Regions from separate parts of the Homo sapiens genome. Here region 2 is linked to region 1. Evidence: read pairs that join two places in POLR2A ChIA-PET (ENCODE). Cell type or tissue: MCF 10A. All regions are shown on one strand. Links, peaks and the distances in the headings refer to the core of each region. The heading gives the core; the rest is flanking DNA. Region 1 has its middle 210 kb from the start of ACTL7B. Region 2 holds the start of ACTL7A (actin like 7A).

Region 1 (8,338 bases), core at 326-8,325:
ACGTTCGGATTCATTCACATGCCAAACCCCTTCACACCCAAAGACGTATTTATCTCCTCAGCTCTTAGCAGAGTTGTTCCTTTTAAATCTCCAGTCTTTGCTTGAATGCTGTCTTCTTAGAGATGCCCTCTAGTACCACCACTAGAACTATCATTATTCCCTCTCACTGTTCCCTAATTCTATTATTTTATTTTATTTTTCTTTTTATTTTATTTTCAAGACTGGGTCTCACTATGTTGTCCAGGGCTCAAACTTCTCAGCTCAAGCAATCCTCCCTTCTCAGCTTCCCAAGTAGCTGGGATGACAGAATCATCTGCTTAAAACACCAACCATACCACACCACTCTGCCCCACACCCCACCACTCTGCCCCGCACCCAGCTCCTAGTCCCTTTCTTCATTGTGGTTTTGGAATTTTATAATTGATGTATTTGTTTGTTATTTAAATCTTTAATTTGGTAGGAAGCATATTCTTAAGTCCTTGTGCTCCTTGAGAGCAAGGATTCAGGATTATTAAATTGTACCCCTCTGGGGGGCCTGGTGATCTAGTGTGTCCTCAAATTTGCTGAATAAATGAATGAAGAAGCAAAGTTGAGGCAAGACGTTCAAAGACAGGGAGTCATAGAATGACAGATATTTGTAGAAATTAAATATTACTGTTAGTTTCCATAATGACCTATGTTGAAGGAACTCTGAGTGTGTTATAAATTAATTTGAGCTCTATTCACAGGAAGAACTCATTATCTCTGACTTGTAAGCAAAGAAAGTTAAGCCAAGTGAAGTGACTTTTCCAAAAGCAATATAATGAGCTAAATAGGGATCTTGGTCTTGACTCTGAATAAATGTATTTTATACCCTGTCTCATTCCCAGAGGATTTGAGGTGGCTTTGAAAGACACAGACAGTTACACAATTTAGAATGTCCACAAAAACAAAACAAGCCAGTTGCTCAGGAGAAGCATGACTATTCCTGGTACAAGGTCTGAAAGAAACTTCTCCCCTGGGTCCTCACAAATGGTAGCAAACCACATCCTCAATCATCCTCCTGGACGTGCAGCAGCGGGGCTCGCAGGGTTGTTTGCTAGCATTCCGCAGTGTGGGCTGATGGCGCAAGGCCAAGGCTCAGATCCGTGGAGCAATTCTCCAAGGAGCCAAATCAAGACAGCCCAGGTGTGCAGTTCTCTGATGATCTGTCTTAATCCAAAAAGAACATCTGGAGATTCTGGAGGAATCATTTAACAGCACACTCTTCACGCTGGGCTCTATGAATTTTATTTCTCACACTAAAACCTCTAATAAGCATTAAGTAATGGTGAATTGAAAAGGACAAGCATCCGGAACACAGTCGATGTTGAGGGACTATGGAGAGCTCCATATGATGTATCTGTCAGATGACCTGAAAAAGGCTATATTAGCTAGTGTGCTGGTTGGGCTGCTATAACAAAGAGACCCCAAAATACAATGGCCTAGATATAACTGAAGTTTATTTCTCATGTTAATAGGTCAAGTGTAGGAGGGTCATCAAAGGCAAGTGGGCAGCTCTACTCCACAAGGTCATGTAAGGGTCCAGGTTGACAGTGTGCCTCTGCCATCCTCAACATGCAGCTTCCTCTGAATCCAAGGAAGCATCTCTGGCTGTCACCATTTTAGAGCCAATAGAATTAAATACAGAGCATGAAAGGCCAATAGCTTCCTTATAAAAATGTGATCTTAAAGTTGCACACATCAATTCTGTTTGCATCCCATTGATCAAAATTTAGTGACACGACCAGACCTAGCTGCAAGGAAGACTGAGAAATGAAATCTCTTACCTTGGTAGCCTCATACCCACCTATAATTTAAGGGTGTTATATTACTACCAGGAAGAATGATAGAGTAGATAAGGGAGACCATAAGAATCTGTCATAGGGAATTGATACCTACTTAAAGAAAATTCTACCTGGAGAAAAGGCCAACCCACCCCTAGCCAAGTGAAGTAAAGGCAGACACCTATTCCAGGTTCAAGTTTGCTACATTCACTTGTTATCGCCAGTACCAGACAATGAAGGATCAAGACCCCCAAGTTCTATGTCATATGCGTGGTTATGCTCATTTTAGGGGGGAAAAATTTTACAGCTGTTTTCAAGTGCCAACAGTGACTGTTAAAGAATAGTACCCCCATATAATACCAAATATTAAGAAATGCCAATTCCCTGTGAACACTCCAGATTGTTGCAAAATGTATGAAGGTAAATTAATCAAGTAACAGATGAATAGGATTCTTAACTCTAGGCTGTGTAAATGCTGAAGGGCTTTTACCAAAACCCAGGAAATTTACCTTGGAATAGTTGATCTTAGGCCCTTCTTTCTGGATGCCATTAGATGACAGCATCAGTTTGTCTACTGAGGCATTCTTATTTTGAAACAAAAAACATGAGGTCACCACAGTGTTACTCTGTCAAGTAGGGTAGAGAGTATACGTTCATCTTATCCAAATGGGATTTTGCATTATTATCATGCACGTTTATAAAAATGGTGCATCAGGATACCTCACTTACGCCATGGAAAATCATCTCTTCCCTCAAGGGACTGCTACTATCTCTGCTGACTTCCATGGTAATATTAAGGTTTAGATTCTATGTGAGCATTAGTCTACATGGGATATAGATTTTCTTCCCAAAGAAATTTATGTCTGTGGACTGAAAATTTATGAAAAAGTCAATAAAAGCTATGACTCTTGGTTTGCTCTAATTCTCTCTACAAGGTGGCAAAGAATCTAATGGCCAACAGTGCTTAAAGCTGGCATACTCCTCATGTAATAGATTTGGTCTAAGAAATCCATATGTGCACTTTGTCAGAAGCAAACAGATACTTATTCTAGACATCAGGTTGGCAAACATCCAAATGTATAGTTTGGGAAAAGTAGGTGAGAAAAGTAGAGAGTCCATAGTAAATATGGAGTGGACTACATACTATCAGTAGGCATGCTTTCAAGAACTAGAATGAACAGCCGACAGCAACCCTGAGTAATTTTCCTTAAATGTCAATCAGTCTCCTTCCAACCGTGGTCATCCCAAACGGGATGTCTTCATATGTATACATGTGTGTGCATATGCATGTGTATGTAGGTGTAAGGAATGATGCACCCAACAGAGCTAGGTTCTAGTCAGGCACAATTTGATAAGGGGAGACAGAAAGGAGAAATAATACCTATTGAGTATCCCTATGCGTCAGAACGATACTATGTCATTTATCTTTGTTTTGTTTTGGGGTTTGGAAAGGGGTTGTTTTTGATTTTTTGGGTTTTTTTTTTTTTAAGTTTTTCCACAAAGCAACCTTCTACTCTATTATCCTGGTTTTCATATTTACTTCTCATAAGAACCATGGGAGGCAGGGATTATGATCACTGTACTAGAAATAAGGAACCTAAATCATAGCAAAAAGGAAATGACCTGCCCAAGGTCATGCAGTTCATGGAGAAACTGAGATTGAACTCAATCTGACTGCACAACGCATGCTCTTTCAAATACACCCCACTGCTGAGCTTTGATTCTGCTTACTCCCCACTTACTGTGGGCACCACAGTTCTGACTATAAATGGTGCATGGGTCTACCTAGTTCAGGTAGTGGTACCTGAAGGGACTTTAATTCTATGAGGGCTTTGCTAGAATTTAGCTTTCACAGGAATAAAGATTGGGTCTGTTTTATTTGCGACTATAAGATAGAACCTAAAATAGAGCATGCGCTCTCCAAACGGTTTGTTTTCTAACGAATGAAGGAATGAATGAGCATGGTTACTTCTTTATAACAAGGAGGCTATGCTATTTTCAGAGAATTTTCAGTGACTCTACCTATAATTTTTTAGATCTCAGCTTGGATCTCTTTAATATACAAAGCCTTTCTGCAATGTGTTTCACAGAAATCCACAAGTGTCCTTTTTATTATTATTGTTATTCCTGATAAACTGTCCTATATTGAGCATGTACTATGTTCCTAGTATTGTTCTACGTACTTACATGCATTATCTCATTTAGTATCACAATAACCCTACAAAGGAGATACTTATTTTATTCATGAGAAAGCTCAGGTTTTGAATGATTCAGTAAGTTGACCAAATGTTTCATAGAAGTTGGCCCAAAATTGCCTAATTCCAAAAACCAGTGGTGGACCTAGTAAATTTGACATCTGAAACAGATCATTTTATGAAACGTTCCCTCTATACAATAAAATTACTTTTAATAATTACCACTGAATAATTATTTTCTTTATTCTTTAGCTTTAAAACAATTAACAATTCAAAAGAAGGATAAATTTCCATTTTAAGCATATTAGGCAAAACAGTAGAATATTTCAGATATGGACCAAAACTTGTACGTAATACACAAAAATATTACACCTCACAGTGAACACTCTGTCTCACTGTTGCAAATTTCCAGCACAAATACAACCTCCAAATGGTCGTGTAGACTAAAACAATTGATGTAGCTTAGATTTTGCTTCTTTATCCTTATAATAACTGTGCTGTCATTATTTATTTCCAACCTTCTGTTTAAACAACAGAATAGGTAGTGCTACAGGCGTTAGAGACATAAAGCACATCTGAAACAACCACGAAAGATTCCAAAACGTTATGAACTTACCCTCAAAACCAATGCATGTAGCTGAGTCCTTGTGTCCTGAACACCAACTGTATAACTAGGAGTTCTCCAAATTAACCTTCATGTAGAAAACAATGGACATAAAAGCCTAAGATATAAAACTGTGCTAATATGAAGCTTGTATATTATTAACAGTCATCGTAGTAGTTGTTTAAAACTTAGAACAAGAAAAGATTTTCTCATGGAGTGTTTTATCATTGGCATTGAGATTTTTGAGTGCATGGTGATAATAAAAAGCAGACTGACTTTTAGTCTGTTTTATTATTGCTTTTAAATCCTCTACAGACCACGCACCTCATCCTCACCGGCACCTCAGGTTGACCCCTCCATCAGCATCACCCCTGCCCTTGGTAAATCACTGCCAAGGGATGTTCTTGGTCTCCCTGTCCTGTTTGCTTTCACTATCTATGCCTTGAGCTCCTTTTTATGAGTCCTTAAACATGTGCAAATCTCAAAATGGAAGGAAAACTAATTTCTCTCCAAATTAAGCCCTATAAAGACCTTCTTGCTATTAGAAAAAAAGAATAATTGCTGGCCTCAGCCATCTTGAAGATCCACCACAAAAAAAGCTGCCTCATTGTAGCAGCTAGAGTGAAAAATTGTCTGTTCTGCTGCCTAGTTGTTTCACGCCTTCTTACCTGTGAGATACAAGCATAAACTAGAATGATCTGGAAAAGTAGCAAAATCATTATATTCACTTTTTATATAATGTAAAACAAAATCATCATTCATGTACTTTGCTAACGACTGAACAGTACCCCTGAATCCGTCTGAAAATACAGCTTAACATAAAATATTAAATGGACCACAAATTCAAGCTAAGATGGAAAAAGTAGGAATAAAAAGGGATTTAGACTGATGTAGAGTAATCAGGAGGATTTTGTGGGGAAAAAATAGTTTTGCTTTAATTATGTTTGCATATTATATGGTATCATATATCCAATATCACATATGTTAGAGAAAATTCCTAGTGTTTATATGGTCTCAAGTAATATCTCATAAATGAATGAATTTATAAAATAAATATTATTTACACGGAGTCAGAATATTTTGTCATCTGTAACTCTTTCTTCTAATATGACTCACCTAAATTGCAGCCCAATTATAATATTAGTCTTCAGGGAAATTTAATCTCTTGACAATCTTCTTTACTAATCTTCATTAATCCCCACAGTAAACTGAGATTAGTTAATAGATCATTAACTTGCCTATTTTGAAAATGGCAATATTGAAACATGGTGATGGGGAGTCATGCCCTTGAGTGCCTCAGGGTGGGTGACAAGAAAGGAGGTGAGGGCGGATCCCTAAGACTTGCTGTCACCAACTAGGAATGGAGCTCAGGGAGGAGTCAGGAATCTCAGGTGTGAAAAGCACCTCCAAGCGCATCCAATATCATGTCCCCACCAGAGCCTTCAGCCTCCATCAGCAACACCTCTGAGAACAGTGAGCTTACCACCTCTTGAGTTGGATCATCCTACTTTTGGACATCTGTAACTAATTTTCTTTAAGTCTTCTTTATGTCAAGCTAAACTCTGTTGCTTTACATCTTCTACTCATTGTCCCAAAAACAAACAGAACATGTCTAGTCTTTCTTCCACCTGAGCTATCTACAAAAATATGAAGGCAGTTGACTGACCCATTTCTTTCAACTCTTCCTAGGGTGCTTTAGTCTCAGATCTACTCACCACCCTAGCCACCAGCCTTGTCATAACTTGCCCATCAGGAGGGAAACTTTAGTGGTTAAAGGCACATCTCCTATAAAACTGGACATCAGACGTCCGAGAATCTCTGCTCTAGATCTTCCCAGCCAAGCCAACTTGCAAATCATTTTCTAGCAACCAAAGTGATCTTGTGTAAGGTTACACTGATTTAGACCATGTCCTGGAGAACATAAAATATAAAGTGGCTCTTCAGCCAGGGAAGAAGGAAGCTCTGGTCAGAGGCCACCACCTTATTAAAGAGAAGAGAAGAGTATTTTTCTCTAAAAATCATTTTGCATATCTATTTATTATAATACATAAATATTGTATTTATGTATTATACAAGTGATGTGTATAAAAATTAAAATGAAAAAACACCCTGAATTTCATCAGCCAAAATACTTTTTTCATTTTTCTATTTTTCCCACCAATTACTGCCCACGTGCATAAATATATTTACATTTTATAATCATAATATAAATATAATTTTGGATTCAGCATGTTAAATCTAACATTATACGTTTTATCCATCTTGTTTCATGGTCTTTACATATCATAATGGAAGCATAACGTCTCTCAGAAAAGATAGATAATAATTTACTTCATTATCTGTTATAAGGCTTTTAAAGTCATTTCCAAAATGTTCTTATCATAAACAGCAGTGCTACAAACTTCCTAATGCTTATAGCTTTGTTATTCTCAAGAATAATTTTCTTGAAACAAAGTACCACTGTCCTCATTTTACTGATTACTAATCAAAAAGGATAAGCATTGTTATGGCTCAAAAATATTCTGAAAATGAAAATTAGTTTTTAAATGGACCTGTTAGCCCTGTAAGGTCAGAATCTCTATCATTTACTGGGGTTCTACCACACATAGACTCTGTCCTGAGGGAATTAAGAGAACAGTTCAATTTAACATTCAGTGAAAACTAAGAGGAAAATGTTGCTTTACCCATGTGGGAGAGAAGAGGAAACAGGTTTACAGAAATGACATAATTTGTATGAGGTCACTAAGCTAGAAACATTGAGAGACAATATCATCAATTTAGGGTTGAGGATTTGAACTCAGGTTTTTGTTTGTTTGTTTGTTTGTTTTTCGTTTTTTTGTTTTTTTGTTTTTAAGAGACAGGGTCTCACTCTGTCACCCAGGCTGGAGTGCAGTGGCATGATGATAGCTCACTGCAGACTTGAACTCCTGGTCTCAAGTGATTCTTCCACCTCAGCCTCCCAAGAAGATAGGACTCCAGGTGTGCACCACACACCTGGCTAATTTTTTAAATTTTTGTAGAGATGACTTCTTGCTATACTGACCAGGCTGATCTCCAACTCCTAGGCTCAAGTGATCCTCCCACTTCAGCCTCCCAGAGTGCTGGGATTACAGGCATGAGCCACCACGCTAGGCCTGAACCCAAGTCTTTCTGGCTTTAAAACCCACACTGTTAACCACTGTTCTAAACTGTCTTCGTGGGTGAACTGCCACTCATCAGAAAATCCAGGAATGATAGAAATAACCATCAGTCCTGCAGCTGGAGAGGGAATAGCAGGACAAATACCTTGTACCTCACAGGAGTCAATAAAAAGTGATTCAACTGAAGAGGGTGGGAGTTCTGGCTCTTTGGACCTCTTTGGTCCCTTCCAACCTGAAGCTTCTCTAGTCCTTGCTTCTTGTATTTCCAATCTATAATTTAATAGGATTGTCTTTTTGGTAATTCTACATCCAGTAGGCAAGGTTTAAATCTGGTGTTTTGGAATTGAGATGCAGGATAGAAACGGAAAAGCCCAGGCAGAGACAGGAGATGTGCTGTCCAGGAGGAGACATCCCCCTCCTACCTGCTTTCCTTCCCCACCAAATCCACTGGCTGACACAGGGTGCATTCAGATTGCAGGGGAAGAGGAGGCCGATGGATGAGGTGGGGACAGAGGGAAACGAAATGCCTGTGTGTTTGCTTAAACCCATATTAAACTAACCAGGTATGCAATGTCTTTGCATAACCCTCTTACT
Region 2 (8,338 bases), core at 142-8,141, 210 kb after region 1:
TTTGTCAAGTAGTTAAGAGGAGGGGAAGACATCCCAGGCAGAGAGCACAGCTTGAGCAAAGGCTCAAATGGAGGCACGGTGAAGAACTTCCCACAGTCAAAGTGTTTGGAAAAACAGATGAAGCTAGAGAAGTCACAGAGCCAAATAGAAAGGGCATCAAATGGCAGGAGTAGGTTTAGACTAAACTGAGGAGAGCCAGGGAAGCTATGAAGACTTTAAGCAGGGGAATGATCAGATTTGCCCTCTAGAAAAATGTTAGAAAGGGCCGGGCGTGGTGGCTCATGCCTGTAATCCCACCAGCACTTTGGGAGGCTGAGGCAGGTGGATCATGAGGTCAGGAGTTCAAGACCAGCCTGGCCAAGATGGTGAAACCCCATCTCTACTAAAAATACAAAAATTAGCTGGGCATGGTGGCGGGTGCCTGTAATCCCAGCTACTTGGGGGGCTGAGGCAGAGAATTGCTTCAACCTGGGAGGCAAAGGTTGCAGTGAGCTGAGATCGCACCACTGCACTCCAGCCTGGGAGACAGAGTGAGACTCCATCTCAAAAAAAAAGAAAAGAAAAATAAAAATGTTAGAAAGATCTGCATTGGGCTGTAATGTAGAGAATGGATGGGAGGGGCAAGACTAGAAACTGAGACCCGAAACGAGGCCATTGGAGAACTTCTGATAAGACTTGAAGGTGGCCTGACCTAGGGCTGTGAGAGTGTGGAAACAAGGAAGAGCCTAGTTCTAGAGAAACTTAGAAAGTAGAATAGAATCCAATCTGTTTTTTCCCCAACCATCCCTCACTTTAATCCAAGCTCTTACTCTGACATTTCAGGGCTTCCCTCATGGGCTCCTGTGATGTGGGATGTGAGGCAGAGGGAAGGATGAATCGCTTACTTGTACCCGGGCAAAGAAAGATGGCCTGTCATCCAGAAAGGACAAATTCACGAGAGTGCCAGAGGGACCTGCAACTTAAGCTGCCCCCTCCCACTCCAAAAATCAAAAAGGCAGTTTAGGGCTTTGGTGGTGAAGAGTCAACAGAAAAAGGGGAAGAGCGGCAACTGGGCCTGAGGAAGTTTTCTGGGAGAATTAAGATGAGCAGAGGTGCCTGAGGAATTGATTAGGCAACATGCATGGGGGAAAAAGAGTTAAGAAATACTGCCATGGAGCATGTAAGAATGCTAATGAGGAATGTGTGGGGATTTTTGTTTGCCAAATTTTTGTTTGTTTGTTTGTTTCTGAGACAGAGTTTCGCTCTTTCGCCCAGTCTGGAGTGCAGTGGCGCGATCTCAGCTCACTGCAACCTCCGCCTTCCAGTTTCAAGCGATTCTCCTGCCTCAGCCTCCCCAGTAGCTGGGATTACAGGCACCTGCTACCACGCCTGGCTAATTTTTGTATTTTTGGTAGAGACGGGGTTTCACCATGTTGGCCAGGCTGACATTGAACTCCTGATCTCGTGATCCGCCCGCCTTGGCCTCCCAAAGTGCTGGGATTACAGGTGTGAGCCACCATGCCCAGCCCGCTGAATTGTTTCTTGGAACATGGCAGCATTCAACTATATTATTTGGGTAACAACTTTCTAAGGGTTATAATTATGAACATCATGACCCAGAAATGCCCTGTGGTGGGATCATGAAATCACAGAAGCTGAGGATTGGACCCTTCAGTTCCTTCTAGAACATTCCATCCAGTAGTCTGACATGGACAGCTCACCCTATTTTGGCCAGCCATGAGTGATAAACGTTTCGTCACACTGGATTGGCATGTGTACCTCTCTGAAGCCATTAAATGGTCTTGGGTCTACTCTTGAAGTTCTACGGGGCAAGCAAATTCTTCCACGACAACTCTTAGGCTATTTAAAGGCAGTATTCATGGACTGCCAGAGCCTACTTTTTATCCATTCCTTACAGAAAGGCAGTACAGAGCAGATGGAAGACTGAGGAACTGGATTCCGAAGACCTGGGTTCAAACATAGACTTATTATTTATAATCTGTATGACTTTGGGTAAACTACTTGAAATGTTGTTTGAATGTGATTACCATTTTGCTATGTCCCCTCGTCAACTTGACCCCTACCCACAGCCTCCAGGTCTCTGCCTTGAGCTGCTAAGTGGATGATGGTGACACACACACATACACACACACACACACACACACACACACACACTCACATTTGGGGTCTGCTGACTTAGAGATGCCCAAAGGTCACTAGGCTGTGGGACACTGGGCTGGAGCACATGGAAAGGGAAGCATCCGGATCCACATTTGCATGCTCAGTAGCACATCTGCCCCTGAAGACAGCTCCTCTCCCTTCCACCTCGGGGAAATGGACACAGTCTTGGGACCTGGGTGTCCACACTGGGATCTGAGCTGTGAGAAAGCAGCTCAAAGTGCCTGTTTGGCAAGGATCTTCTTTGTTGGGAGCTCCTGACTCAGGGGTTCTCCAGCATATTCAAGAGTTGGAAAGGCTGTGGTGGGCTCCAGTAATTTTTAAGAAAAACTCCAGGTGATTCATGAGAAGAAATGCCATGCTGGATTTTCTTTTTTTCCCTCCCATTGCTGCTAAAATTCCAGAGGCCTGGCTCACCTCTCCTCCAAAGGTCAAGGGTGGGCAGTGTCCCAAAACTGAAGCCAGGAGCCAGGATGCACCTCAGGCAGAAGTGTGTTCTTTAATCTCACCTTTCCATGTTCTCTCCCTCCACTATAGAAGAGGATCCCAGGGTTGCATTTGAAAAGGGGTCATCCCATGGTTTTTTTGGTCTTGAGCCAGAGGGCTAAAAGTAGGTGTGATCCCATTAGAAAATGTGGCCCAATATATTTTGAGCACTATAGGGTGCCTCTCCCAAGAGGGACCTCACTAGGGACCCCAGAGGGCCCACACAGACCTTAGCTGGTGACAATTATGGGGGGTGTGTGTGCTAGGCAGTGGAGGTTTGGGGCACGGTGTCCACAGTCTCTGCATTCTTCCATCATTACCACTAACCGTGTGATGACCCATAGAGGGAGAGAAGAGGCACAGAGGGTAACAGGAAGCTTAGGGGAAACAGGGTTTTTATTAGGAGCACCCAACATGTGAAACTCAGTGGTGAAGTAAAAGGAGGGCAAGTGTTTCATTGGCTTTTGCTCAGAGAATGTGAGGGGAATCCCTATGCTCAAGGACCTTACAGACTAGATAGAGTGACTGCCTTACACTAAAGCATCACCTCTTCCACACACAAATGCAGAAAGTGTGATGACAGATGACAGATGGGCAAGCCTGGGCAGCCCACGAAGAGCAAATGAGTCAGAGCATGTCAGGCTTGGAGTGTATTAGCAAAGAGGGAGGCACTGAACAGGTGAAAGGGTCCTCCAAAGGTGTCCACATCTTAATCCCTGGGACCTGTGACTATATTAACTTTCATGCCAAAAGGGATTCTGTGGATGTGATTAAATGAAGGAATCTGAGATGGGGAGAGTATCCTGTATGGCCTGGGTGGGGCCAATGTAATCACAAGGGTCCTTATATGGGGGATACAGGAGGGTCAAGGGCAGAGAAGCAGATGTGACAATGACAGCTCTAGTCTGAGAGTCTTCCAAGATGGAGGAAGGGACTATGAGCCAAGGAACACAGGTGGCCTCTAGGAGCTGGAGGCAAGAGGAAGTATTGTCTCCTACACCTCCAGAAGGAATACAGCCCTGAAAGAACCTTAATTGTAGCCCACTAAGAAGAATTACGAACTTCTGACCTCCAAAATAGTAAGATAATAACTGTGAATTGCTTTAAGCCACTAAATCCATGGTAATTTGTTACAGCAGAAACAGGAAGCTAATACAGGCTCTTCTAGGAGTCCAGGTTAGTGAAAAGGCACCAAGCAGCTATAGATTTCGCAACATTCAAGTAGGGTTTGGGAAGAAAAAAATGGAGGGTTTTAAATTACATATGCCTTTGGTTACCATATACAGCACTTTTGAAATAAAGTCAAACAATCTGAGTTGCCCACGCAAATCCCTGAACGGCAGAGGCAATTAAACTGTTTTTCAGGCAGCCAGGCATCAAAAGTACTTTCCTATTTTTCCTTTAAAATTCCATGCTATTATCTCACCCACTAACCAATGAAGCAAGAAACTGAGATTTTGTCCTTGGGATGACACCTTGCTGCCCCCATCAGATAGTCACCACAAACCTCATGAGACTGGACTTGGTCCTTTTCTTCTCTCATACCCAACAAGGAACTGAGAGCAACTCCCGTAGCCTCTCTAAAGGAGAAAGCCCATTATTGTGGTGACTGCCTCTTTTATGAAGGGCTGGGATCAGGTTCAGGGTGTGGCATAACATAAGGTTGGATTCTGCCCTGAGTGTGGCAGGCATCCACACCAATGTGTCCAGCTTCAGAAATGGCATGCAAGATGGTGGCCAAACAGCCTAAGAGTTGCACGCTAGGTCCCATCAAGCTGTGTCCCAGCACATCCTGGGGAGGAAGCCACAGTCAGGAGAGCTTGGCTACTCCTGGTTGGATATCCTTGGGTGAGCTATGCACCTAAAAGCCTCAGTGTTGTCAGTGGGATTTTGTAGAGTCTAATTTCACTGTCTAGCCAATGACCCTGATGAAGGCACAGTAAGTGTACACATGTATATCCAAAAATAATTCCCCTTAAGGTTGTTCTAAGGGTCACCCTTAGTGCCCTTAGTCACCATAGCAGCAAAGGATTCCCACTAACATCTAAATCAGATGGTGTCAGTGCTCTGTGCCAAATCCTCTAGTGCTTTCTGACCTTACCCACGATCCTTGCATTGGCCTATGAGGCCTACCATGAGCTGCTTGCCTTCCCCCACCCCATCTCATCTACTTTTCCTTACTCCTTCTATGCCAGCCACACTTTTCTTCCTGCTCCTCCTTTAACTCGAGAGGTCGGCAAACTTTTTAAGGGTCAGTCAGTATTTACTTTCTTTCAGCTTTTTGGGCAATGCAGTCTTCAATGCTGTGACTCAGCTCTACTGTTGTACTGCAATGGCAGTCACGGACAATACGTACATGAATGAGCACGGCTGTATTCCTATCCAACAAGCCGGGGACCGGATTGGACTGCAGCCTGCTGACCCCTGATCTAACTCTTCAGTCACACATCTGCCTCCAGTCCTCTGCACCTGCTGCTCCCCTGACATACACATGGCTCTCTCCCTCACCTCCTGCAGGTCTTCATTCAAATGTCACCCTCTCAGGAAGCCCTGCCCAGGCCACACTAGCACTGCCACCCTGCTTTTGCTCTTAACGCTCATTTTGGTTATTGTCTGTCACCCCCACCCGCCACCGACTAGAATAAGGGATTTTGTCTGTTTTTTTCACCAGCGAATTCCCAGCTGCCTTGTATATAGCAGACATTCAAGAAATATTAATTAATTGAATAAATCAGTCTTGTTACGAAATTTAGGAAAAGGGGAGCCATTTCAAAAACAATATCCCAAATGTACCCTAACACAGGATAAGGGTTTGCAATATCTAGAAAGCCCAGGTCACCAGATTACATCATAATTAGTGATGTCACTGTTGGGAAAATTCTCAGGGTATCCTCTGATGTAGGCCTTTCAGGCCTTGAATCCAGTGGGATTGAGAACTTTCTAAGAGTGGTGCGGCTCTTGACAACATGTGGGCTCCACCAGCAGCAATCATGGGGGATGGGCCCACCAAGAAGGTGGGCAACCAGGCCCCCCTGCAGACACAGGCCCTCCAGACTGCCTCTTTAAGGGATGGCCCGGCGAAGCGGGCCGTGTGGGTCCGCCATACGAGTTCAGAGCCACAAGAACCTACTGAATCAAAGGCAGCCAAGGAGAGGCCCAAGCAGGAGGTGACCAAAGCAGTGGTCGTGGACCTGGGCACTGGCTACTGTAAATGTGGCTTTGCCGGCCTGCCAAGACCCACCCACAAGATCTCAACAACGGTGGGCAAGCCCTACATGGAGACCGCCAAGACTGGGGATAATCGCAAGGAGACATTCGTGGGGCAGGAACTCAACAACACAAACGTTCATCTCAAGCTGGTTAACCCTCTGCGACATGGCATCATCGTGGACTGGGATACAGTGCAGGATATCTGGGAATATCTCTTCCGACAAGAGATGAAGATCGCCCCGGAGGAGCATGCGGTCTTGGTTTCAGACCCGCCACTGAGCCCACACACCAACAGAGAGAAATATGCTGAAATGCTGTTTGAAGCCTTCAACACCCCTGCAATGCACATCGCCTACCAGTCGCGCCTGTCCATGTACTCCTATGGAAGGACCTCCGGCCTGGTGGTGGAGGTGGGCCATGGCGTGTCCTACGTGGTCCCCATCTACGAGGGTTATCCTTTGCCCAGCATCACCGGAAGGCTGGACTACGCGGGCTCTGACCTGACAGCCTACCTGCTGGGCCTGCTGAACAGTGCGGGGAACGAATTCACCCAGGACCAGATGGGCATCGTGGAGGACATCAAGAAGAAATGCTGCTTTGTGGCCCTGGATCCCATTGAGGAGAAGAAAGTCCCTCTCAGTGAGCATACGATCCGCTACGTGCTGCCGGATGGGAAGGAGATTCAGCTGTGCCAGGAACGGTTCCTCTGCTCGGAGATGTTCTTCAAGCCATCTCTCATCAAGTCCATGCAGCTGGGCCTCCACACCCAAACCGTGTCCTGCCTTAACAAGTGTGACATCGCCCTCAAACGGGACCTCATGGGGAACATCCTGCTCTGCGGGGGCAGCACGATGCTCAGTGGCTTCCCTAACCGTCTGCAGAAGGAGCTAAGCAGCATGTGTCCCAATGACACCCCGCAGGTAAACGTGCTGCCTGAAAGAGACAGTGCCGTGTGGACCGGTGGCTCCATCCTGGCCTCACTTCAGGGTTTCCAACCATTGTGGGTCCACCGCTTTGAGTACGAGGAACACGGGCCTTTCTTCCTCTACAGAAGGTGCTTCTGAACAGCGACGAGGATGGACACTGCACTGGCAGTGCCTACCCTCGACAGGGTGAGCGCACTCCTACACACAGGGGGTGGAGCCGGCGCTTATTCCTGTAGCATTAAACACCCCTCATATGCCCCTCCACAGTGTGTTTCTCTACTTCCTGACTTCATAAGAAACAACTTCACACGTGCAGCGTCTGCCTTAAAATATACATTTCCCAAAACAAAAGCAGGAGTAGGGGGAGGATGAACAAAAAAGGGCATGCATTGTATGTGGATTGCTTAAACATTCACTTGTTCTAAAATTATGCTGCCCCTTATTTTGTGCATTCCCCGCTTTAGGAACTACTTTACGGTTAAACTCTGCTTGGAAGGGGGAGTGCAATGAAGATTAGAGGGTAAATGCTGTTGGGGCATATAAGCAGTTCCCTTTCCATAAATGCCAATAGGAAGTATGCTGTAACAGTGCAAACTCCCACAAAGCATCAGTGTCCATTTCATACTTCATCAACAACCCTGAGGGACTGGAAAGAGCTGGCAAAGCTGTCTGAGCCCTGCTTTAACAGGAGTTTCTTTTAGTTCCAACAGTCATTTATGTCTCAGTACCAGTTCTTACTAAGCCATCACAGCGACTGGCTGCTGAAGCCTAGCATATTACAAGCAAGGCATTTGTATGTGCCTTAAAGGGCAACTCTTCAGAGAACAAGTGCTATACAGATTTCCCATTTTAAAAACTGAAGTAAGACTGATCTTGGGTTATCAGCAGAGAGGTTAGGGATTGAGGCCACAGTCATTCTCTAGACACTTCAAGTAGTAGCTGACCATCTCCCAGCAGACTGGATTCTCCATCAGCCTAGAACACACACGGTTGGAGTCTGGGGTGTGCTGAGGATAGAGGCTGCTGGTTCTGGGGCTGATGATATGGGTCTGTGGGAGGCTGCCCTATGTGGGTCATTCTAACCCCACTGGGGAGCCCAAAGATACACAGAGACCCTCAGTAGCCAGGGAAGCCCTTCCAGGGCCCAGCGAGCTCTCTGGTGTTCCTGCAGGGGGAGTTTGTAATATGAGCACTTTAAATTGGAGATTCTTTAGAACAGCCTCCAATACATTCTCTGTCTTGTCTTTAAAGTTCAAAATCTGAACACTAGTTGGTGCACAAAACAGAGGATAGAACATGGGCTCTGGACTCTGTGGTTTGAAACGCAATTTTGCTACCACCTAACTGTGACTTGAGTTTGTTTGCTTGCCTGCAAAACTGAGTATAAATGCCTACCTCACACAGCTGATTAAAAAACAGCGAAAAATATCTGAATACCAGTATCTAGACTCCTGGGGGTCCTCACAATAGCTAGCTAGTATCTTTAGGTTTCTACCTCTTATGCAGAAGGCCAGAAGTCTCTTACTATAGTCCTTAGCCACACAGGTACTCAAAGGCAG

Evidence for each region. ChIA-PET counts read pairs that join two places held together with the same protein. Peaks named below come from ENCODE experiments on the same cell type or tissue, not always from the same donor. Only the 100,000 strongest peaks of a DNase experiment are listed, where the experiment ranks them.
Region 2: POLR2A ChIA-PET joins it to region 1 with 5 read pairs; 2 of 35 experiments call an interaction of 5 or more read pairs at or near these places.

Annotation. Positions count from the first base shown.
Region 1 is chr9:108,644,688-108,653,025 of GRCh38, forward strand. No RefSeq gene overlaps it. Among named protein-coding and RNA genes, the nearest start is that of ACTL7B, 210 kb to the right of the region's middle. In MCF 10A, for the core only: no CTCF peak of the experiment used is centred there; no DNase peak of the experiment used is centred there.
Region 2 is chr9:108,856,714-108,865,051 of GRCh38, forward strand. ACTL7A (actin like 7A) reads left to right here and starts at 5,553. Exons shown (of 1, transcript NM_006687.4): 1 at 5,553-7,043. The coding sequence starts at 5,610. The coding sequence ends at 6,917. In MCF 10A, for the core only: no CTCF peak of the experiment used is centred there; DNase peaks (open chromatin) are centred at 3,258 and 3,868.